Regions from separate parts of the Homo sapiens genome. Here region 1 is linked to region 2. The links are chromatin contacts, found by Hi-C or POLR2A ChIA-PET in ENCODE. All regions are on one chromosome and are shown on one strand. The core of a region is the stretch at or near the end of the contact, and the rest is flanking DNA. Distances in the headings are between cores, read along the strand shown.

What was found. Hi-C counts contacts between places; a loop is a spot of excess contacts on that map. ChIA-PET counts read pairs that join two places held with the same protein, here RNA polymerase II (POLR2A). Pooled maps may share reads with other maps.
Region 1: a loop to region 2 is called in a pooled map, with 3 times the contacts of the local background. The contact joins the enhancer-like site here to the promoter of MPPE1 in region 2. A Hi-C loop is called at or near these places in 4 of 50 pooled maps. POLR2A ChIA-PET finds 5 or more read pairs at or near these places in 2 of 52 experiments (activated CD8-positive, alpha-beta memory T cell and naive thymus-derived CD4-positive, alpha-beta T cell).

The regions. Positions count from the first base shown.
Region 1 is chr18:12,269,351-12,275,017 of GRCh38, reverse strand. CIDEA (cell death inducing DFFA like effector a) reads right to left here. Exons shown (of 5, transcript NM_001279.4): 4 at 744-925. Among named protein-coding and RNA genes, the nearest start is that of CIDEA, 18 kb to the right of the region's middle. RefSeq lists a silencer at 2,997-3,176. Within about 2 kb of position 3,182, at least 29 of the 41 ENCODE cell types and tissues checked have a DNase peak (open chromatin) inside an H3K27ac peak, as active enhancers do.
Region 2 is chr18:11,906,563-11,911,587 of GRCh38, reverse strand. MPPE1 (metallophosphoesterase 1) reads left to right here and starts at 3,271. Exons shown (of 11, transcript NM_023075.6): 1 at 3,271-3,387. It overlaps LOC101927511 (a long non-coding RNA gene), which reads left to right. Exons shown (of 4, transcript XR_007066296.1): 4 at 726-1,039. RefSeq lists a silencer at 2,479-2,878.

The DNA of each region.
Region 1 (5,667 bases), core at 1,933-4,432, 360 kb before region 2:
AAAGCAAGGCTCAGAGAAGTTAAGGAGTCTGTGAAAGGTCACACAGCTGATTCCTTAGAGCAGGGACTGCTGGTGTTTCTCTCAGTCCCAGGCTCAATGGCAGGGGTGGCACCCAGTTATGGGGCAGGAACACCCAGGAAGGCTCCTTTTGATCACATGGAATTTGTTTGAATGGGTCTGGGGTATGGCTGGATCAGGAGTCTGTCTTCTAAAAGTTCTGTTTCCTGGGATGCTGTGCAACCAGCCTGGCCTTCGTCTTTGGGATGACGGTGCCCTGGCATTATGTGGAGAGGACACACGCCCATGCCACATTACTGGTAAGGCTGAAGTTATCAGGAGTACAGGAGATACATGCAAAGGCGTGTGATTCACCAGGGTCTAGGTGACCGTTCTGTACAAACCCGGCCACGACCTCCATGGCTCTGGTTTTAGTCATCATCACCTAGAATTAAGTGCTCTAGTTCTTAAAATGAATGTGGTTCCTCTTTATATTTATTATTTAGCTTTTGTTTCTAATGAATAGTTAGTGGTCTTTGGAAGAAATAAATCTGTTTTGGCTTGAGATTTTCTGTTGTGTGAGATGAGCCTGTGGGATAAGAGTTGACCTCCAGACAACATTACTCCAACTGCCCCTAACAGTGCTAGCCGGCCTGGGAGCCCAGAGGAACAGGGTGGGGACTGCTGCCTGTGCCACACCCTGTGCAGTCTGCAGACCCCCGGAGGTGACCCCTGGAGTGTGTTACCTCAGCAGGCCCTTGAGTCCCGTGCACCGGATGTCGTAGGACACGGAGTACATCTCATACATGGTGGCCTTCACGTTAAGGCAGCCGATGAAGTCCTTGGGGTTCAGCCTGTACAAGTCGAAGGTGACTCTCGCTATTCCCGACCTCTTCGGCGGCGAGCAAGTGGGGACGTGCTGGCTGCCCTGTGACAATGGGGGGAGGGGCAGGCTTCAGGAGCCTTCCTAACCCTCCCACGTCATCACTCTGCTCTTATGCCAGCTTCAGATTCTCCTATGTGTCTGTTTAAGGTCTGTGAGCGGCTCCGTGGCTAATCGATAGAGAGATGCTTTCAGCAGGACCCATTTGCACACACTACGACTGTGTCCAATTAGCCACGAGGCGTCTGTCCCTGATCTGCCTTCAGTTCCGGACTCAGGGTGAGTCTGGTGTGGCGTCAGGGCCTGGATTTTAGGACCCCGTTGCTCAGTGGATAGATGTGCCCTGATGAGTGGTGGGGACCCACTCGCCCTGGAGGCCACCATGGTTACCTGGTGACAAAAGAATCTCATCTCATCACTGTAACACAGTTATGGTAATGGAGAAGCAGGCAGCATTGGTTCAATTTTATGGGGGCTACTGGGTGGAAAGTACCAGAATCATATGGCTGAAGTGAGGGCAGAGTGGGCACCTTCCCAGAGCACCTCTGTGTTTTAATAACCCCCCAGGGTTGAGAGCGGACTCCATGGGGAAGCCCAAAGCCATGCAGCAGAACCCCTGGGTGGGAGGAGACCCCCCTGGGTGGGAGGAGGAAGTCAGTGACCTCTACACATCCCAGGTTTATAAACAGCACCGGAACAGAATTTTCCCCACAAAATGGTTTAAAAATATGAGAGCAAAGCTGCCCCCAGTACAAATGACAGGCCAGGAGCTGTTCTTTCTGAGTGGCTTGTGCCACATACAGATCTTGCAGCACTCAGGATTCGGGTCTACACAGGGTTACTAGGTCTTGTGAGCCTTCGAGGTTGGGAGCCGCTGAAGCTGTGAATGGTAAATTCACCAATGACAGTGACCTCATGAATGGGAACTTAAAATGTAAATACCCCTAAAATTACCCAAACCCTCCTCGCCGTGGCCAGCCTTCTTTATTCCCCTGTCCCACCATACAGACAAACCCACCTGTGGTTCCAGTTGTAGCCTCTAATTCGGATCATACAGAATTTGTTTGAATAGATCTGGGGTATGTATGGATTAGGAATCTGTCAACTAAAAGCTCTCCCTCCTGTGACACTTTAAAAATATAAGAGAGCAAAGCTGCCCCAAGGTACAAATATCAGGCATTTGTCTTTGACTTGAATTTGTCTTTCAGGAAACATTTTGTGGCCAGGCACAGTGGCTCATGCCTGTAGTCTCAGCACTTTTGGAGGCTGGGGCAGGAGCACCCCTTGAACAGGGCAGGAGGTTGAGGCTGCAGTGAGCTATGATTGTGCTACTGCCCTCCAGACTGGATGACAGAGCAAGACCTTGTCAAAAAAAAAAGAAGGAAAAAGAAAATAAAATTTTGTGAGGTGGAATCTCGGGTGAGGTTGACTTCATCATCCTTTTCTAAGCGGTTGTAGCTCCCTCTTATTACTTTAAAAATCAAAGCTGAGGCCGGGCACAGTGGCTCACACCTGTAATCCCAGCACTTTGGGAGGCCAAGAGGAGCAGGTGACCTGAGGTCAGGAGTTTGAGACTAGCCTGGTCAACATGGCGAAACCCCGTCTCTACTAAAAATACAAAAATTAGCCGGGCATGGTGGTGCACACCTGTAATCCCAGCATTTTGGGAGGCCGAGACGAGCAGATGACCTGAGGTCAGGAGTTTGAGATCAGCCTGGCCAACATGGCGAAACCCTGTCTCTACTAAAAATACAAAAATTAGCCAGGCATGGTGGTGCACGCCTGTAATCCCAGCTACTCAGAAGGCTGAGGCAGGAGAAGCACTTGAACCTGGGAGGTAGAGGTTGCAGTGAGCCGAGATCGCGCCACTGCACTCCAGCCTGGGCGACAGAGTGAGGCTCCATCTCAAAACAAACGAACAAACAAAAAAACCCAACCAAACAACAACAACAACAACAACAACAACCCCCCCCCAACCCCCCCCCCCCACACACACACTCAAAGCTGAGGCTGAGGCCGTTTTCTCTCAGCGGCCTCTTGGGGGCGCCAGCGAGCCCTCAGCCGGGAAACGTGTTTGGAAAGCTCAGATCCTGGCATCAGAGAGGGCTTCTCCTCCCGTCCCGCGCCTCTTTTTCCGAGCCTCACATCCCTTTCTGACTTTTGAAAGTTTTAATTTTACTCTCCCTAAATGTCTCCAGTCTTGGTTAAAATTATGACGCCCTCCCGCCGCGGATCCGCTGGGGCCTCGCCGGGCGGGGGCTGCGGGGCCGCGCTCTTCCTGAGGGCGCTGGGACCGGGGAGCGAGACACCTGCTGGCGGCTTCCTGCTCCAGCGTTCTGGTCTCAGTCTAAACTGGTTTTGCCCAGAAAGGCCTACAGGTGGCTGGGATCCAGGGAGGTGGTTGCGCAGCCGAAACGGGGGCCGCGAGCCCCCTGGAGCGCGTGGCCGGCGGTGGCATCTACACCCGTGGCATCGACCGCCCCCACCACCCTGCCCTGCAACCAGGTTCCCAGCGCCCACCACCAACTCCTCCCTGTTAGCTGAGTGTCTCCTTTAGAAAAACAAACCCGCCTTTCCCATCTCCTACTGCTGCTGTAACAAACGACCAGAACCTCAGTGGCATGAAACCCACACACCAATGCTGTCCCACTGCCGAGGTCAGAGTCAAAGCCAGGGCGCAGGGCCGCCGTGGGGGCTGCGGGGCAGGCCCGGCCCCTCGCTTTTCCCGGCTTCTTGGGCGCCTGCCTTGGTGGGTACCCCACATCTCTCCTCCTCCTCTGCCTCTGGCCTTCATGCTCACCTGCCTCCCTCTCATAAGGACCCTTGTGAAGACTTCGGCCTCTACCCAGATGATCCAGGACAAACCCCACCCCAACCCCGCCCCAGTAACCTTCACTTAATCCCATCTGCCACGGCTGAGGATTAAGACAGGGGCGTCTGTCCGGCCGCCTGGGCTCACGCCTGTAATCCTAGCACGGTGGGAGGCCGAGGTGGGTGGATCGCCTGAGGTCAGGAGTTTGAGACCAGCCTGGCCAACATGGCGAAACCCCGTCTCTACTAATAATACAAAAATTAGCCGGGCGTGGTGGTGGGCGCCTGTAATCCCAGCTACTCGGGAGGCTGAGGCAGGAGAATTACTTGAACCCTGGAGGTGGAGGTTGCAGTGAGCCCAGATCACGCCATTGCACTCCCTCCTGGGCGACAAAAGCAAAACTGTCTCAAAAAAAAAAAAAAAAAAAAAAAGAAAAGAAAAAGAAAAAGAAAAGAAAACAAACAGAGGTGTCTGTGGTCTGTGGGGGCATTATTTTTGCTGTTACACTTTCCTCAAGCAAAAAGCCATGCAGACCAATATTTGCTTTAAATGATTTGTCTAATTCACCCCACAATTAATAGTCTCATCTACAGACATCTCCCCACCTGCTTTTTTTTTTTTTTTTTTTTTTTTTTTTGTGAGACGGAGTCTTGCTCTGTCGCCCAGGCTGGAGTGCATTGGTGCTATCTCAGCTCACTGCACCTCCAACTCCCAGGTTCGAACAATTATCTGCCTCAACCTCCCAAGTAGCTGGGATTACAGGTGCCTACCAGCATGCTTGTCTAATTTTTGTATTTTTAGTAAAGACGGGGTTTCACCCCGTGGGCCAGGCTGGTCTTGAACTCCTGACCTTGTGATCCACCCACCTTGGCCTCCCAAAGTGCTGGGATTACAGGTGTGAGCCACTGCGCCCAGCCCTCATCTACATTAAAGATTACATTTTATTCTAAATATTATGCTTTTATAATTGGTCTGTGGTTTCTTTCCCAGTCAGGAAAATTGTGAGGTTATATATATAATATATATGTATATGTATAATATATGTAGAAGTAAGGGACAGAAAGACGTAAAATGAAACCTACACACTGCCATCCCTTAGAGACCCCATCCACCTCCCACATCTCCCCTCCTCTCAAGAGGTTTTTATGCCATGCGTTTTCCCCTTACTTTTCTCTATTTTTAGCACATGTGTATCTCAAACATTATATTGTTAATTTTGCATATTTTTGAATTATCTGTAAATGATTTGATGTGGAGTTTATCAAAGTGTAATCTGGAGACATCCAGGAATCCTGAGGCCCTATTAAGGGACTGAGAGGTCAAAACTAGGCCAAGCACGGTGGCTTATGCCCGTAATCCCAACATTTTGGGAGGCTGAGGCAGGTGGATCACTTGAGCCCAGGAGTTCAAGATTAGCCTGGGCAACATGGAGAAATCCCATCTCTAAAAAAATACAAGCATTTAGCTGGGTGTGGTGACATGCACCGGTAGTCCCAATTACTTGGGAGGAGGAGGTGGCAGGATCCCTTGAGCCCAGGAGGTGAAGGCTGCAGTGAACCAAGATAACGCCACTGCACTCCAGCCCGGGTGACAGAGCAAACCCTGCCTCGAAAAAAAAGAAAAAGAGAAAGAAAGGCCATAATAAACAGTAAGATGCAGTTTGCCTTCTTTGTTCTCACAAGAAGTGCTGTTTCCACAGCACATTTGGAAAACCTGCATAACTCAGTGAATCAGTTTTTCTCAATGACCAACGCCTGCTGTTACAAAATCATCCCCAGGAAAAAGGTCCATTCAAAATGGAAGACGGACTGATGGATTCACTGTAACAGAGGAGGCCAACTTCACTGGTATACCTTCAGATTACACGCTGCATCTGACCTTTCTGAAAACACCTCAACTCACTATTCTGAAACCATGACTTGGTGAGTTCTGGCATAATATAAAAAAAAGAATATCCTCAGTTATCTGAATAGGC
Region 2 (5,025 bases), core at 2,022-4,521:
TAAAAATGTATTTCTTAGGTTTATGTTTTATGGACTTAATAAATATTTTATTACAATTTTTTTTTTTTTTAGACAGAATCTCACTCCGTCACCCAGGCTGGAGTGCAGTGGCACGATCTCGGCTCACTGCAACCTCCACCTCCTGGGTTCAAGTGATTCTCCTGCCTCAGCCTCCCGAGTAGCCGGGAATACAGACGCATGCCACCGCTCCTGGCTAATTTCTGTATTTTTAGTAGAGCCGTGGTTTCACCATATTGGCCAGGCTGATCTCGAACTCCTGACATTGTGATCTGCCCTCCTTGGCCTCCCAAAGTGCTGGGATTACAGGCGTAAGCCACCGCACCCAGCAGAAAAAAATCTTAAACTTACAAAAACATAGAGAGAAATATAGCAAATGCTTGTATTAGTTTTCTATGGCTGCTGTAACAAATTACTACCACTTTGGTGACCTAAAACAACCCAAATTTACTACCGTACAAGTCCTGTAGGTCAGGAGCCCACACGGGGCTCACTGGGCTAAAACTCAGGTGATGGCAGGACACCTGAGCATCTGCAGGATCATTCATTCCTTGCCTTTTCCACCTTGAGAGGCCACCTGTGGCATTCCTGGGCTTGTGGCCCCTTCCTCCATCTCCGGAGTCAGCACCAGCGGCCACATCCTTGTCAGGTTGAATCTCTCTGAACTTCCTTCCAGTGTTACGTCTCTTTCCAATTCTCATTTGCAGGTAAAGGTTCTCGGAAGGACCCAATGAGACTGGGCTCACTGGGATAATCCAGGATCATCTCCCATCTCAAGGTTCTTCATCGCATACTTGCAAAGCCCCTTTTGCCATGTCAGGTAACTTGTTCACAGGTTTGAAGATTAGAATGTGGGCATGTTTGGGGGGCATAATTAGGCCTAGCACAATGCCCATGTACCCATCTCCTTGCTTAAACATTAAACACTTTGCCAATATTGTTTCTCCTATCTCTCACTTTGTTCTCTAAAAAACTCCAGGAATTTGTTATTAAATTTTATTAAAGCAAATCCCAGAAATAATATAATTTGCCTGTAAATATGTTAATATGTTTCTCTGAGGCCTTTAAAAATCATAGCCACTATGGTATTATCGTAATAAAATTACCTGAAGTTATTTAATGTCACCTAACATTCAGTCCATGTTTAAGTTTCCCAATTTTTTTTTTTTTTTTTGAGATGGAGTCTCACTCTGTCGCCCAGGCTGGAGTGCAGTGGCGTGATCTGGGCTCACTGCAAGCTCTGCCTCCCGGGTTCACACCATTCTCCTGCCTCAACCTCCCGAGTAGCTGGGACTACAGGCACCTGCCACTACACCCGGCTAATTTTTTTTTTTTTTTTTTTTTTTTTAGTAGAGACGGGGTTTCACCGTGTTAGCCAGGATGGTCTTGATCTCCTGACCTCCTGATCTGCCCGCCTCGGCCTCCCAAAGTGCTGGCATTACAGGCAAGAACCACCGCGCCTGGCCGCCAATGTTTTTAAAAATGCCATTTATTTATGTAAAAGTTTGTTTGTCTTAATCATGACCCAAACAAGGTCCACAAATTGCATTTGGCTAATGTGTCTCTCAAGGTCCCCCCACCCTCTTTTTTTTAAAGACATGGGGGGTCTAGCTGTGTTGCCCAGCCTGGAGTGCAGTGGCTATTCACAGCTGTGATCATAGCTCACTACAGCCTTGAACTCTGGCCTTAAGCAATCCTCCCACTTCAGCCTCTGAACATTTATTTTTGAAAAAAGAAATTGGGTCATTTGGTTTGTAGAATTTCCCACATTCTGGATTTGGCAGATTACTTCCTGGTGGTGTAATCTAATGGGTTCATTTGGCCCCTGTATTTCCTTTAGCCTGTGATTAGTGTTATAAGCTTAACTGGTTCTAGTTTCCCTTTCTTTGTTAGTCAGAGAGAATACTTTAGAGGTGAGGCTGCAAACAATCCACGGTGCCATATTAGTGTGTTTATGGAATCAGGCTGTCCCAGTTTCGATTATGTCAAAGTTGTTCACCTGATCATATCTGAAGATATTACAATATTCTTAATAATAATAACCATTTACCGCATACTTATTGTATACCAGGCATTTTGCTGGCTGTGTCCTATATAATTCCTCAAACCACATCTCCGTGTATTAACCACACTCATAGATTTGTGAAAATGTACCAGAATTGACTGGTTGGAAGGCTCTATGTGGATTATTACTCTGAGCATGTTTACTTCTTGAAATATGAAATAATGGCTCCTGCTTTTAATATACAGGCTTATTTTGAGGATTTTTTGAACGGATGTGAGAGCACTTAGAAAACTGGAACGCGCCGCGCTACACCATTAAAATTAGTAACATCAGTGAGAAAAAAGCAAGTGCATAATAAATATTATAGTTATCCTGATTGTCTCCTTTATTCATCACACACTTCCTAAGCACATCTCTGGAGGGCACTTTCCAAGGCTCCGGGGGAGGAGAGGAAAGAGGCGCAGCCAGGCCTGGTGGGTCCCGGAGGGGCAGCGCGGCGCGGGAGGGGAACGGGGAGGCACGGCCTGGCTGCCACCGCGCGCGGAACCCGGGAGCGGCTCCGGGGCTGTCAGCTGCCCGCCTGGCTCCTCCAAGGCCTGGAGCTCGGACGCGGGCTCTGGGGGCTTCTGGGGCGCGGAAGCGGGCTCGCGGGGAGCAGTGGCCGCCCCCGGCCGCCGCGGTGGCTGTGCTCAGAAGCCGGCCCTGGCGTCAGGAGGCCGGGCGCGCGGCGCGGGGCGCGAGTTCCCCTGCCCGCCTGTGCGCCCCGCAACGGGCCTTTCCTGGGCCCTAACGACAGCTCGCCCGTGCTTCGCCCTCGCAGCTCTCCTGTGTCCCCAAAATGCCTTTCCCGCGTCCCCCGCCCTTCAGCGGTGACTGCCCAGGGGACTCTGTAACGCGACACTCAGACTGCCGAGCCTGCCAGGCACTTCGCGGAGGGCGCTAGGGGCCGGGACGCGGCCGCCGAGCGTAGGTTCCGGCCTTTACTCCGAGTTGCGCACGGAGCCCCAGCTGCGGTTGTCCGCTCTGGGGATCACAGGCCGCGGAGACCCGGGAGCCACCCGCCGGGCCCCTTCAGACGACCCGCTTCCGCAAACCGGCCGTGGGACTCCGGCGCCGGGCGGACGAAGCGGCTCCGGGAAGACTCGGTCTTCCCCGCCCGCCTGAGGTCGCCGGGGCGGGGCTTCAGTGACAGGCCCGCGCGCTACCGCGGAAACAGGAAGTTGGCTGGGTGCGCGCCGGCTCCGGCTGCAGTTCCCGGGTCCCTCGGCCACCGAAGCCACCCTGCCCTGGTGAAAGGGCTCCCGCACCGCCCGGTGCTCCCCATCTGCCTGGCGTTGTGCGCAGAGCTGGAAAGCATGGCTGTTGTATGTATTCTTGCGCCCGTGTGACAACATTTAAACTTCTAAAAACGGAACCTCCTTCCGTGTTAGGATTGCAAGTTAACCTAGGAAAAACAGCATTCTGCAAATTATTTGCTGGAAAATCTCGGTGACTTAAGGCCCATGTATTACTTTGCAGGGGTCTCTCACTCTAGTTTGCTGGTGTAGATTTTTTAAAAAATCCATCTTATCAAAAAATACCGTTTAAGGTGGAAAATTTCAAATGCAAGTCGCAGTTGATGAGATTGCAATTAATATATTTAAGATAGTGAATTAGAGAAAAACTACAGGTCAGTGCATATTAAGTATTTTTTTCATATTTTGGGGGGATTAGATTTTTAACGATAACTTTGAAGTTAAAAATTAAAAGATAGGCTGGGTGCCGTTGCTTAGGCCTGTAATTCCAGCACTCTGGGACGCTGAAGTGGGAGGATGGCTTGATCCCAGAGATGCGAGACCAGCCTGGGCAACATAGCAAGTCCCCCGCCCCCACCATAACAACAAAAGTACCAAAAAAAAAAAAAAAAAAAGCCAGGTGTAGTGGCACGCACCTGAAGTCCCTGCTACTCGAGAAGTTGTGGGGGAAAGGATCGCTTCAGCGCAGGAGTTTGGGGCTGCAGCGAGCTGTGACGCAGCCTGCGGTTGACAAAAAGTCAAAACTCTATAAAATATTTGAAGGGATTAATTCTGAGCCAAATATGAGTGACCATGGCTGGTGACACAGCCATTTGGAGACCCTGAGAACGCGTACGCAAGGTGGTCGGGGCCCAGTGTGGTTTTATGCATTTTAGGGGAGCCATGAGTCATCAGTCAAATACATGTAAGATTAAGATGTACATTGGTTCGGTCCATAAAGGTATGACAGCTGAGGAGGTGGGTGGGTCGGGGGTTTCCGGGTTATAGGTAGATTGAAAATTTTCTGATTGGCATTTGGTTGAAAGATTTATTATCAATGGAAAGGAATGTTTGGGTTACAATAAGAGGCTGTGGAGACTGAAGTTTTATCATGCAGATGAAGCCTCCAGGTAAGTTAAGTGTCCAGCATGTTAAATGCTGGTCTGCTTTTCCTGAATTCTAAAAGGGAGGAGGATGAAATGTGTCAAGTTCCACCCCCACTTCCCATCATGGCCTAAACAAGTTTTGCTTAAAACAACCTAAAACAAGGTTAACTCTGGAATGCCCTTGGTGGGGTCCATGCAGATGGTTGAGGGGTCTTAGGATTTCATTTTTGATTTACAATGGGCGGTGGAGTGAGACCCTATCTCTAAAAATAAATAAATAAATAAATACAAATTGAAAAGTTCAAAGATAAATTTTTTTTTTTTTTTTTTGAGACGGAGTTTCGCTCTTGTTGCCCAGGCTGGAGTGCAATGGCGCGATCTCGGCTCACTACAACCTCCGCCTCCCGCATTCAAGCGATTCTCCTGCCTCAGCCTCCCGAGTAGCTGGGATTACAGGCATGTGCCACTACCCTGGCTGATTTTGTATTTTTAGTAGAGACGGGGTTTCTCCATGTTGGTCAGGCTGGTCTTGAACTCCCGACCTCAGGTGATCACCCACCTCGGCCTCTCAAAGTGCTGGGATTACAGGCATGAGCCACTGCGCCCAGCCTAAAGATAAAAT